Linked DNA regions of Homo sapiens: all the other regions are linked to region 4. A link is a contact called in ENCODE Hi-C data. All regions are on one chromosome and are shown on one strand. Each heading gives the region's core, a stretch centred on a gene start or an enhancer-like site at or near the end of the contact. The rest is flanking DNA. Distances are from core to core; before and after follow the strand shown.

What was found. A loop is a pair of places that touch in the nucleus more often than their neighbours do. Pooled maps may share reads with other maps.
Region 1: a pooled map shows a loop between it and region 4 (7-fold over the local background). The contact joins the promoter of AHCTF1 here to the promoter of KMO in region 4. A Hi-C loop is called at or near these places in 3 of 50 pooled maps.
Region 2: a loop to region 4 is called in a pooled map, with 9 times the contacts of the local background. The contact joins the enhancer-like site here to the promoter of KMO in region 4. A Hi-C loop is called at or near these places in 2 of 37 single-sample maps with no recorded cell type and 5 of 50 pooled maps.
Region 3: a loop to region 4 is called in a pooled map, with 2.8 times the contacts of the local background. The contact joins the promoter of ZNF496-DT here to the promoter of KMO in region 4. A Hi-C loop is called at or near these places in 2 of 50 pooled maps.

The regions. Positions count from the first base shown.
Region 1 is chr1:246,930,254-246,933,200 of GRCh38, reverse strand. AHCTF1 (AT-hook containing transcription factor 1) reads left to right here and starts at 1,253. Exons shown (of 36, transcript NM_001323342.2): 1 at 1,253-1,623. RefSeq lists enhancers at 871-920, 2,041-2,130 and a silencer at 1,601-1,700.
Region 2 is chr1:247,209,065-247,212,452 of GRCh38, reverse strand. No RefSeq gene overlaps it. Among named protein-coding and RNA genes, the nearest start is that of MIR3916, 8.7 kb to the right of the region's middle. RefSeq lists silencers at 1,395-1,654, 1,795-2,004 and an enhancer at 1,489-1,988. Within about 2 kb of position 2,017, at least 35 of the 41 ENCODE cell types and tissues checked have a DNase peak (open chromatin) inside an H3K27ac peak, as active enhancers do.
Region 3 is chr1:247,330,276-247,333,434 of GRCh38, reverse strand. It overlaps ZNF496-DT (ZNF496 divergent transcript), which reads right to left and starts at 1,381. Exons shown (of 3, transcript NR_168399.1): 1 at 189-1,381. ZNF496 (zinc finger protein 496) reads left to right here and starts at 1,568. Exons shown (of 10, transcript NM_032752.3): 1 at 1,568-1,645; 2 at 1,788-2,003. RefSeq lists silencers at 1,001-1,480, 1,611-1,720, 2,291-2,530 and an enhancer at 1,394-1,688.
Region 4 is chr1:241,530,932-241,533,966 of GRCh38, reverse strand. KMO (kynurenine 3-monooxygenase) reads right to left here and starts at 1,589. Exons shown (of 15, transcript NM_003679.5): 1 at 1,469-1,589. The coding sequence starts at 1,522. RefSeq lists an enhancer at 1,857-2,006.

The sequences.
Region 1 (2,947 bases), core at 4-2,503, 5.4 Mb before region 4:
GATTGTGCCACTGCACTCCAGCCTGGTGACAGAGCGAGACTCCGTCTCAAATAAATAAATAAATAAATAAATAAATAAAATAAAAAAATTAATGGGACGTAGTGGCGCATGGTGGTCCATGCCCATAGTCCCAGCTACTTGGAGGGCTGAGGTAGGAGGATCATTTGAGCCCACGAGTTCGAGGCTGCTGTGAGCCTTGATTACACCACTGCACTCCAGCCTGGGCGACAGAGCGAGACACTGTCTCAAAAATAAAAAAATTTAAAAAGCACATATGAAAGGTAACAGAAAAGTAGAAACTTTCCTGATAAAAGAGCATCTTCTTAAAATCCCTACTCTACCTCATGTTATAATCCTTTTACTTACTACTTAGTATTAAGGATACGTTCCCTATCTGTTTGAAACATGTTTGGCGCTGGGATTTGCTTCAAAGGAAGATACTAACAAGAAATAAGAAATTCCACAATGAAAACCCGCGGTGACCAAAAAGATAACAGTGATTTGGGGTAAAATTTTGACTAAAAAGATTAGGCTAGGCTGCGCGAGCATTTTTGGCCATGAAAGCACAGGAGGATGCTAGAAAAAACAGCACCGTGGAAAAAGCGTTTCCCCAGAAGTCTGGGAGCCCACCTTTGGCATGAAAAGCGGGAGCACAGGTTGTAGTGAGCCAAGATCGTGCCACAGCACTCCAGCCTGGGCAACAGAGCAAGACTCCGTCTCCAAAAAAAAGAAAAAGAAAAAAAGAAAAGTGGGAGCACAGAACAGAAAATACAGAATGCAAGCTGCCAATTATGGGAGAAAGATTATCACTCGGCCCCCAGCTGGCAGGGCCACACGATTACGTGACAAGAGAGTCCGCCTGCAATCGCAGCAGGCGGCTGGCAGAGCCCGGCGCGACCCCCAGCGAAGACTACCACTCCCAACTGCGCACGGGGCGCGCCGCCGGGGCCGCCAGGGCGGCTTCACGCGCAAGGCACTGTGGGACTCGTAGTCTTTCTCCCCACCAGCTCCTCGGAGGCGGAGAGACCCGATTTTTTTGTAAATGATCCGCCCTTCCAGGCCCTGCTTCTCTTTCCTCCCTTTCCCTCCCACCTCCTTCTTTCACCGAGAGTTTGAAAATTCCCGCGGAGCCGGCGCTAGAGCGCGGAACCATCGCGAGAACTCTGGTCCCTGCAGCCGCGATCTCCCGCCGGTTCTCCCCTCCCTCTCCGCCCTTTCCTCTGCTCCCTCCCTTCCGGGGCGTGTGGAACTCGGTTTTGTCGGCGCAGGGTAATGCGCAGAGCGGGGCCGGCGCTGTCCGAGGCGAGCAGGCAGCGTTGCAAGGGGAAGGACCCAGAAGCGCGGCGGGAGCAGCGACTGCGTTTTAGCCGCTGAGCGGTCTGCAGGCCTACAGCCCGCGAAGGCACTCTCGGGGGCGTGTGGCTCTGAGGTGGCCGGGGAGGTCGCAGGCGGCGGCCGGAGCGCAGAGGAGCGGCTTCAGCCGGGCGGAGGGGTGTGAGCCCGGCCCGTGGCGGCCACGTCTCCCGGGAGATGCTGTGACGGACCCGCACGGGAGGAGCTCGCGCCTGGCCTGGCGACCCGGTGGACTCGGCCCGCGGCGGCGCGCTCACCCGCCCCGTTCAGGTAGGGGGAAGGGAGGGAGGGGGTTGGGCCCGCGCGGCGGAGGGCGGGTCGCGCGGCCTGGACCCGCGGCGGCGGCGGCGGCGGCGGCGGCGGCGGCGGGGCTTCTGCCCCGCGAGCGCCGGGCCTAGGCCGGGCGTGCGCGGGGCCAACGGATGGGGCTCGAGGGGGCGAGCGGTGGCGGTGGCGGGTACGGCAGGCTCGCGGGCGCCGGGCTTCGTTACATAATCTCGGACCGGAGGAGCGGCGGCACATGGCGGCGGAGCGGCGCTGGTGGTTCGCGTCCTGCGCCGGCAGTCGGGTCCCTTTACGGACGGCCGGGGCCGCGACCCTTTCCCACTGTTCTCCCACGCGATGGACTCGTTGGCGGGCCTTTCCCCGAGGGAAGCGGCCGGCGTGCTGAGCCTGTCCTGTGTTGGCGTGTGTTCCACATGCGCTTGGGCCTGGCCACAGTGAGTAGTCCTGGCGGGGAAGAAGTTGGACTCGGGGCTCAGCCGTGAGGTTCCAGCTCACCCGATTGGTCAGATCAAGGAGATTTAAAATAAAAGCACATCTTGGGGTGCTTTGCCTTCCTTTTTCCTACCTGGGAAACAGGACGGTTTCTTTTGCCACTGGTTGACTGTTTTGGTTTGGGTGTTTTGTTTTGAGAGATGGGGAAATTTTGTTCTCAAAGCTTACGAGGTTCATACTATCTGTGTGCAAAGTTTTATGAGATGAGCGTTATTTTTATTTCCAAATCGTCAGTTGTAGAAATTTTTGGAAGAACTGGGTTCTTCATAGAACAAAACGTAAATCCTTTGGGGAAATCCTAAACGATATTTATTCTCAGAATATCCTAAAGAACCTGTAGATTTTAAGAACTGTCTTTGGCTGGGCGCAGTGGCTCCTGTCTGTAATCCCAGCACTTTGAGAGGCTGAGGCGGGAGGATCGCTTGAACCCAGGAGTTTGAGACCAGCCTGAGCAACATGGCGAGACCCCCCCTTTTTTTTTTTTAAACTGTTTTTTTGTGAGCTTTCACTGATAGAGTCTCTTAGGAGAGAAGAAATTAGAGTGGTTTACTTATTTCGGAGGATTTGACCTGGGATGACAAGCCCAGTTAAGGTTAATACTTGAAGGGATGTTTTAAGTGTGCCAAGCGCTATGGGAAGTCTACGTTGTCTCTGTACTGTGATTTTTGGATCCTGATCCTTCAGTAACATACTACCAAGCTGTCACGAGTTTGCAAACAACAATAATTATCTTGAAAAAATTTTTAAAACATCATGTCAACCGGGAATTGGTGGCGCCTCTAGTCGCGCGCCTACTTGGGAGGCTGAGGCGGGGGGA
Region 2 (3,388 bases), core at 768-3,267, 5.7 Mb before region 4:
TAACAGTGTGCTAGTCTGGGACCTAGGTTCAAAACTTGAGTGCTTTTGTTTTTCTTTCAGAATCCTGTTATCTCTATGATAATAAGCACACATTAACTTGCTGGGGAACGAGATACCACACGGAGAAGAACGAAGGTGCCCCAGTTGACAGGCAACTCACCCCTAGAAACAGCTGCAATCAGCATCTGCCCACACATGTCTGAAGGATCCCAGCTGAGACCAAAAGAATTGCCCAGCTGAGTTTAGCTTAAATTGCTGACCAGCCGAATCATGAGCTAGTAAGTTTCGGTGGTTTGTTATGCATCACTAACTAACTAACACACACACCCATTACAGACAGGATGTCAGAATTCAATGAGAGACTGATTACTAGTTACCTGCAAACAGTAGGCACCCTATAGGTATTGATTTTCTTTTCCCTTTATTTAAATTTGGATCTCTTGTTAGACGGTGGTGAGTTATGTAGAGATACATGTAGATGTGTACACGTGATTGGTGCATAAACTCACCCAGTCTCCCACACCATAGGAGGAAAAAGACAACCAATAGCCTGTTTATTAGCGCCAAGGCCAAATACCAATATCAGAAGTTTGTTTAATCTATTTTCTGTATATCTAAACTTTGGAAGTCAAAGCTGTGGAAGACCTGAAGACTGGGGATTAGGTCCTCCTGGGGGCTCCATTGTTCTTTTTTTGACTGTCTGATTTTTGGGAGGAAGATGGACAGCAGGCGGGGCAGCAATGGTCTACCTGTGGACACTCTCTTTTTGCAGCCCTTGCTCTCTCTAGGGCCCTGTCCCTTCAGCCTTTGGCCTGGGGAGAGACGTTGATAAGGAGGACCGATCTTTCACTGCTGGAAGGAAATGAGGGTTCAGACCGTTCACCTCCCTCAGAGCTGCACGGCAGTGTGACAGCCACTGGCCATGTGTGAGTACTGAGGGCCTGGAATGTGGCTGAACAGAGACGTGCTGGGAAGGTGAAATACAGAGTGAGTTTCACAGATTGACTACCGAAAATTATATAGTTCATTAATATATTGATGAATATTGAGATATTGATCATACATTGAAATGATAATATTTTGAATATATTGGGTTAAATAAATTATTACAATCAGTTTCACCTGTTACTTTTAATGTTTAAAAGGTGGCTACTAGGAAATTTAAAATTCACACGTGGCTTACATTTTATTTCTTAAAGGATTGCCTCCCTTTTTGAAATTTCAGGCTGCCTGATCAAACTACCAGAGGCCAGAAAGGTCATAAAATCTGAAATGTTAAAATCATTGCCATTATATTGTTTTCATTTGTGAATAACATATATATATTATTTATAAATGGATATAACCTTATACAAAAGGTTAAATGAAAATGCCCCCTGGGCTGGGCCAGGCCCAGCGCAAGCAGGAAGCCCTGCATGAAAAGGCTGCAGCCAAGAACCTGTCACTTTGTCGCCCTCAGCCCAGCGTCCGATCACATCCTCCGTCACTCAGGGACTGAGGGGGCGGGGCCTGGAGCCCTATCCAATCAGGGGCGCTGACGTAGGAACCGTCCAATCGGGCGTGCAGCCGGACAGAAGGGCGCGGCTTCCGGGATCTGGCGGGGCCTTCGTCTCTCCTGCCAGCCTCAGCTGGGTCGTCTTCTGTGCTCGGCGTGCTTTGCTCGGGGAAGCTCAGGTGGCCGCCACAGCCTCTTGCCCTCTGACCTGCAGGTATCAGGAGATCCATAGCTAAGCAGCCTGGACACCCGGGAAGCTGGGAAATGGTGAGTATGTGGGCGGGGTCCCGAGGTGGGCAGGGGGCTGATGGAAACGGGCTGGAACTGGCTGTGGCGGCCCCAGGCCTCCCCACAGCTGCCTCCGGAGTCTGCAGACCCGAGACCCCGCTGGACCCGCCCGGCCCTCAGCTTCCCCTGGCCTCAGGATGTGGGCTGGGCCGCCAGCCTCACCCGGCGTCCGGTCCGCTTCTGCGCTCGACTTCCGCCCGGCGCGTCCCCTCGCTGGCAGCTGTGCGGTGGCGACGGCAGGGGCCTGGGGGAGAGCCCCGACCCAGGAGGAGCCACTGCGTGGGAGGAGCTGTGGGCTGTGGGGTCCCAGGCCCTCCTTTCTCCTGGTAAAAATGAAAAGGGAATCAAGGTTTAAACGTTAAAGAGATTATTTGAGCAAAGAGCTGTTCATCAATGCAGAGCGCCCAGTCATGGTTTGTGGGTGCTTGGAGCAAAGGCTTTTGTAAGGGGCATAAGGAAGCGAACCAAATTCAGAACTTGGTTACAGTTACAGTTGTGGAGTCGCCTTATGTGGACTGTCCAGGTGGAAATTTCCTGGTTATTTAATGAGAGGTTAATTGGAGGTTTGTGGTTGGTTCAGGCTGAAAATCGTTTCTTCCTAAGGTAGTAATTTACAAGACATGTATTTCAGTTAGATTTTTTTCCTTAGGAACCGATGGTCCTAGTGCTACTTCAGTCTAATTGATTGCTAGTTAATTATTTTAAACACTCCAGAGGGGGACTGGTTTTCCACTGCGTTTCCAAATGTGTGGCAAGCACGGTCTCACATCCACCATCCTGTCCCCCCAGCCTGTGTGTCCTTTATTGTACATTTCACACACAGTGTTTTCATCATTTTTTCACAGAGCATTGGATGGCACTTTTTTTAGACATCTGTTTTCTGTTTGTAAACATTTTATGTGAGCAGAGAAGAATCACCTGACACACTGCTTTAAAAAAAATCTTTGTGTCTCTTCTTTTATCTTCCCCAGGCACAGACACCTTATCGGAATGTCTTTGGTTTGAGGTTCTGCTTTGGAAATTTTACAAGGTCATGTGTCCTCAGCCACCCTCCAGTCTTTTTCTGTGCCTGGGTTTCATAATTGTCTGGGGGTGACCCATCTCAAGGCATGTTTAGTGAACATTAGCACGTTGTTCCTTTCCTCCCAGAGGACAGCCTCAGTGATGGAGGTGGAGCCTCTTAAGGGAGCAGATGGATGCCCTGGGGCTGAGAGGAAGCTGGTCCTACCCTTCATTTACAAAGCTAACCCCTTAGGACATGCAGATTGTCTTCACCCAACTCCAGCGTCTGTTCCTTGGGGACACATTGCTGGTCAGCCAGTTGGATGCTGATATTGAGAAGAAAAAACAGAAATGATTTCTGACATCTGGATTCTCTCAGACTTGTGAAGGGGGAAAAACTGTTCCAAAGGACAAGGAAGACCCACTGCAGTGAGGGGGCGCGAGAATCTGCAAAGTCAAGCCACTTGGGGCACCCAGTGGGGCACAGTGTGGTGGCTCCTGGGCAAGGCGGGAAGGTGGTCAGTGAGCAGTATGGAAACAGAGGAAGGTCCCAAGTGATAGGACGGCCTGACTTGGCACTTGAGTCAGATTTGTCTGTGTTCC
Region 3 (3,159 bases), core at 132-2,631, 5.8 Mb before region 4:
CTGGAACCCCACAGACTAGGATGTTTGCTAGAGCACCTAAGCCCTACCAGCCTTTGATGACCCCTCGGTTCCTCCCAATTCCTCTCCTCCATGTCACGGTTCCTGGCTGGTGTTCCTGAGAGTGGGCTGTACATGAGTTCTGTAAATGCCAGTCCAGTTACGTCAAAGGGGGTGGCTCTCACTTGTACCTGTAGGCTCCAGCTAAGATCTGCGTGGCCCTGCCCGGCATCTGGCTGTCATCCGGGAAACAATCACTGTTCACAAACAAGGGCTTCACTCCTTCGCTCGCTCCATCTCCTGCTAAAGTCAGAATGTGAACACTGACAAACAGCGGCTCCCAGTAACTCTGCTAGTCAGAAGTGATTATTCCAGCAGTTCAGAGGAGGAAGTGGCGGTGCCCAGGGCCACGGGATTAGAAGAGCAACGGAGCTAAAGGATCCCGTGCCTCAGTCCAACCACCTTGTTCCCACTTACTCAGCCGGGCCACTTTCTTTGGAGAAACTGATTTCCTTCTGCTTGCCCTTGAAAGGGGATCCGAAGGAAATCGGAGCTACCGGCAGTAGCTACCCTCCGGAAGACGGAGAATCTTCTCCACCTTCTCCTCTGCGTAGGAGAATCCAATTTCGGTGCAGAGCAGATGGCGAAGGGGCCATGGGAATCAGACCTGCTCAGGGACCGGGTTCGCACTTTCTCTCAAGCTCTGGAGCCTGAAAAATGAGCATTCCCCGGGGACGACCCATGTAAGAATTTGGGCTATATTCAGCATAGTGCAGCGGCCAGCAGCCCTGTCTCGGGGTGGGGTCCGGAGGCCCCCATTTCTGCTTGCCCCTCACTGCCACATAACCTTGGGTCAGAGTCCCTCATCCTCTCCCTCCGCCACTGTGCACAGCTGCAACCGTGTTCACTTCAGCGAGCAACGAGCCCCGTGACCCCCACTCAGGGTCAGGACTCACCGCAGCCCCTCTGCGCAAGCCCCGAGGCTCTGCGTGGCCTCCGGATGCGCGGCCTTTCCTAACCCGGGGACTCCGCACGTGGGCGCCAGGCCCGGAAGGCGCGGATGTGAGCGCTACCTTCGGCGTCCCGCAGCGGCAGGAGGGGCTGGGCGGCCCGGGCTTCGGCTGGCGGCGGGGGGGGGGTCGCAGGGGAGTCTGAAATGAGGCGGCCGACGGCGCGCGGGGCCTCCTCTCTCCGCTCCATCCCGCACCCCCAATTCCAGCTTCCATCCCCAGCCGCGACTCCCGGTCGGCCGTTCCGGGCGTCCACTGGCCGCGTGTCCTGGGGGCGCCAGAGAAGGAGAACAGCGGAGAAAAGAGCCCCGGGCCGACCTTCCGGACCGGCGGGCCCGCGGGGAAGCCCGGGCGCGGCGACGTGGCTGACCCACAAAGCCCCCGGCCCGGCGGCCAGGCCCAGGCGCGCGCGGAGCGGGGCGGGCCGGGGGTGTCGGATGTCACCCCCAGCGCACACCTCGGCCGGGGGGCGGGGGAGCGAACCACTGAGATGCGGAGACCTCCCCAGTCCTAGAGCGGAGCAGGAAGTGTCCCAGGGGAGGGAGCCGGAGGGCTCCGGCCTTTCCTTTCCTCGGCGTCCGGCGGGCTCCCGCGGCGGCCAGGCCTGCGCCGCCCGCCAACAGGGACGCGCCGCGGCGGTGAGTGCACCCCGGCTCCCGCGGCCGGCCCCGCCCCGCCCTCCTCGGCCCGCGCCCGGCCTCCGCGGCGCCGCCTCCCAGCCCAGAGCCCAGCGCTCAGGAAGGTGCGGGCGGGGGAGAAAGCAACACCATTGTTTTTCAGGCGCCTCCATTTGCCCCCGAGCCGAGCCGTGGCTTTCCGGATGATCGGGAGACGCGGTCTGGACGGGCCGGGAAAGGAGCCGGGCGCCTGCGGAGACCCCGCCTCAGCGAGTACGCCCGGCCGGGCGGGCTGGGAGGATGAGGACGGCTGCCCTGGACTTCCGCCGCCACAGGAGGGTTTTCGGCCGGACGCCGGGAGGGAGCTCCAGGCTGTGAGGTGAGGAGCCCGGAGCCGGCGAGACGGGAGACGCGCGTGTGAGGGAGACCGAGGGCGCGGAGGGCGGGCTCCCCCTTCCCTGGCCCACAGCGACCTTCTCCTTCCCTTTCTGCCGATCCAGCTCGGTCCCTCCTCCGCGAAAGGCTGGGAGCTCGCTCCGCCCCTGCGGGGCCCTCCTCCGCCTCACTCACGTTAGTTCATTCATCAGGCATCTCCTCCGAGCCTCCGACGCGCCAGGTGCCGCCGTGACAAAGACGGACGCGGCCGTCTGGTTGGAGACGATCCGAGTGGCAGCCCGGGTGGGCGCCGGTGCTCGGGGGGGCGGGCCTGAGTAGTCCTGGGCGCTGCAGGTGTGTGATGGGCGCCGCAGGGGGCCGCCGAGCAGGGCGGGCGGGGCCCACCCCGGGCTCCAGATGCCGGAGCCGCCCTGGAAGCGATCCGGTGGTGGGGAGCGCTGTAATGCGTCCAGCCCGACGCCGCCACGGCCCCCATATGGGTTTCTGTGTATGTTGTTACTTTGGAAAGCAAAGAGATTCAGAGCAGTGGGTGTTTCTGGAACCACTCAGTTGTTCCGTAGCTTTTCTGGCATCACTTGTCTTTCTGTGAAATGGGAGTGAGGCCCGAGTCCCCCTTCCCACCTTGTGAGCTGTTGGAGGTTAAGACGCGGCCACGCTGGACAACCTCGTGCAGATGGGGGAGTGGCAGGCACTGCCGGTCCTAAGGATCACAGAGGCCTGATGGCAGAGAAGGGGACTGTGAGTGTCCCCATGTGCCCTTTCACGGGCCCAGCGTTCTAAAGTGGGAATCATAAACACCAGGTATACTGGTTGCTGGTCTCTTGCCACCCTAGTTGTGGCAAAAGTGTCGGCTAGTTGTCTGCACACCAGCGGGGAGGTGTAGGGACCCCTGAGTCCCACCTTGGGGGTGTGGCAGCTGCAGTGTCCAGGGGTTCTTTGAGGGCTGAGCTGTGCAGTGACGGACCCACTTTTCTGTCCTGGCCGAGGAAGGGCTTTGGCGAGTGTGCAGTTGCCTTCAATGTGGTTTGAAGAGGGCAAGGATAGAGAATAGGGTGGAGGCGAGGTTGAAGGTCAGGGCAGAATTGGCAGAAGGCTCATAGGAAACCACTGATACTTCTAGATGCAGTGTTATTTGTCCC
Region 4 (3,035 bases), core at 340-2,839:
GCTCATTATTGCCTGAGGGTTTCTCTTCCTGCTGTTCCCTCTGCCTGAAATGCTCTTTCTCAAGATCTTCACGTAGTTAGTTCTATCTGATCATTCAGGTCTCTGGTCACATGTCCCTTCAGCAGAGCAGCTGTCCCTGACCACATTCTAAACAGGTACTCCCAAAGATACTCTCTACAGCACTACCCTGTTTTCGTTTCTTTCATAGTGCTTCTCTTTAACTGAAATTGTCTTATTTGTTTTCTTCTTCCTTGTCTTTTTCTTCTCTGGAATTCTCACCCTCGCATCCCTACTACCTAAAACAATATTGGTACATAGTAATCAGATTTTGTTGAACACATGAATTCTCATTTTGTGCAACATTTTGATAGGACAGATTGGACACAAGCCTAGTATGAAGCAGTGACGACACATGTCCCAACCAGTGACCAACACATCATGTGATAGCATTTCTAAATGAAAATTTAGAATCAGAAATATTAAAAGAACTGTTCTAGCACTTTGGGGAAAAGACACTAAGGAAGGCAGAACAAAAGACAGCATATACTGTATAAATACATGTGTGGCATAAAATATACCATCTATATTCAGCCTAGAACAGTGTTACGCCCTCAATAAATTTTTTGTTGAGTGGATATATGAATAATTAATGAAAAGTCTCCAAATGATTTGACCAAAGGTGATAGGGAAATGATTTAACCTTGACTAACTGGGATGTTTGTATTCTGAAACAGAAATTCTGCTGAGATGGGAAAAAGCAAAGTTGAATCGGAGCAGACCCATGTTAAACAGAACTACCTTTGGCACCATAACTATGAAAGCAGAGAGTGACCTCTCCTTCCGTCTTGTTAGGTATGGGGGAAGCCCCAGCACCTTTACGTCACGTGCTCAGTGAGAGGTGAACACCTCACTCCACTGTCTTAGGTGCTCCACTGGAAGAGTCAAGTAAGTCAGGCGACCACATAAATCTTATTCCCAATTACTCATATAACTAGTGAACATTCAACATGATACTTTGACGTTAGCTTCATGTTTCTTGACCCTTTTATTCTCATTAGACAGCATTAACTGAGTTATTAAACAAAGCGGAACAAATGTTTTTATTAAAATGAATATTGAGACTAATTCCTGTTCCTAAAAACATAGCCAATTTGGGGATAAAATCAAATTCAATTTGCATTATTTTTGCTTTTTAACAAATCCTAAACCAAAATGATGAGGGAAAACAGAAACCTTTGTATTTAATGGCTATAAAATACCTTTCCTGAAAAAGAACAGATTAAAACTCATACTATATTAAATCTATGAAAATAAAAATATTAAAAAAATAAACAAAATAGCTGTATTTAAATATCAGAGTTTTCACAAGAAAATTAACAATTTGCAGAAGTGACGAATAATAATCATTACGAGTAATAATAGTTAATATAATACCACCAACAATAGTAATCCATCTGAAAATTCTTACCAAGCCACCACCAATGACAGCTACTTTTTTCCTTTGAATGACAGATGAGTCCATAACTGCTGAAGTATTTTTCACAATTATTGTTGCTTCTGTCACTGAGTGACACTGATTTCTGTGTCTCCTACACACTGATTTCTCTGAGTTTTTATACTGCCCCAAGCCTAGTGCATTCATGAGCCAGCGGCAATGTTTAGTCAGGGCTAATTTCCCTTGACAGTATTAACCCATTAGTTGGCCAAAGTACAATCAGCTCAGCTCTAAGAAAAAATAAATCCATTACAATAACCAAATTTTTTAAAAAATCCATCCAATTGGAGACACTCTATTTTTTCTATCTTCTGTGTAAGACACAGAAATTTTTAAGCAGTCTTGTGGCTTTTCTTCTTCTTTTTCTACAGCATATATTCTTAGTTTCGTTTTCATTCATGATTAACCATGAATGGAGCCCTTCTCATCTGAAGTCCAAAAACATCTTATACCTCCCTTAGAGAGTAAGATGACATGGTTTCATAATTCATCTGTGGATCATTTTTGTGGTTAAGACCAATCAAAAATTTCATCTAAAGGGTCCTCATGGATTGTTTTTAACAGGCTCTACCAGGGAAAATTCTCTGCAAGGTCTTAATATTCTCCCGATCAACATTTTGAATTGTGTAACTGACCATACTTCCCCTTTTTTTTTTCAGCCCAGATGCTAGAAAATTTAGAATCTAATTTTAGAATCGAAAATTTAGAGTCTAATTACCACTAGGGGAGATGACTGACACAACGCTTCTGTAAACTCATTCCCGACTTCATATTATCTATTCACTTTTTTGTCTTTTTCACTCCGTTTTAAATGTTATACTTTTGTGCATGATTTGCGAATGGCAATTGTTTTCTGGAACATGATGTGGTGTAATGTAAAATAAGAACATAAATGAAGTTGTTTCTTCACTTCCTGTTAAGCACATAAAGAATTCAGAACGTTTTTTTCCCTGGTTAGGAACTAGAGTTAAATGGCATTCAATAGTGACCCCTTGTGGATAAGCATGATTAGGTATTTTATTTATTTTGAATAGGTAATACATTAACATGGCATGAAATTAAAGACACAAAAGAGTACACGGTGAATAGTAATCCTGCTAACCTTGACCCTTGGCCACCTATTCCTCCTGCCCAAAGACAACAACTGTTTTGGTGTGTGGGTTACCGTATTCTTCTACACGTTGATTATGTCTTTCTTGTTCTTCCTCTCTCTCCTTTTCTCTCTCTCTTTCTCTCACTCTCTCATTCCCTTCCTTCCTTTCTTTTTAAACATACATTTAAAAACTTTTTCCACATCATATTTCTCACTTTACAACATATAGCTTGAGAATTCTTCAATATCAATATGTAGAGAATATGTATCAATTCCTCAGTATCAATATGTATCATTGTTAAAAAATCTTTTAAAAATTATGAACTATAACACAAATGAACAGTATAATAAGTTACTGTAAAGCAAGTATCCATGTAACTACCATTTAGGTGCAGAGAGAGAATATTGCCAGAATCCCAGAAGTCTAACGTGCCCCCTGTTAATCAC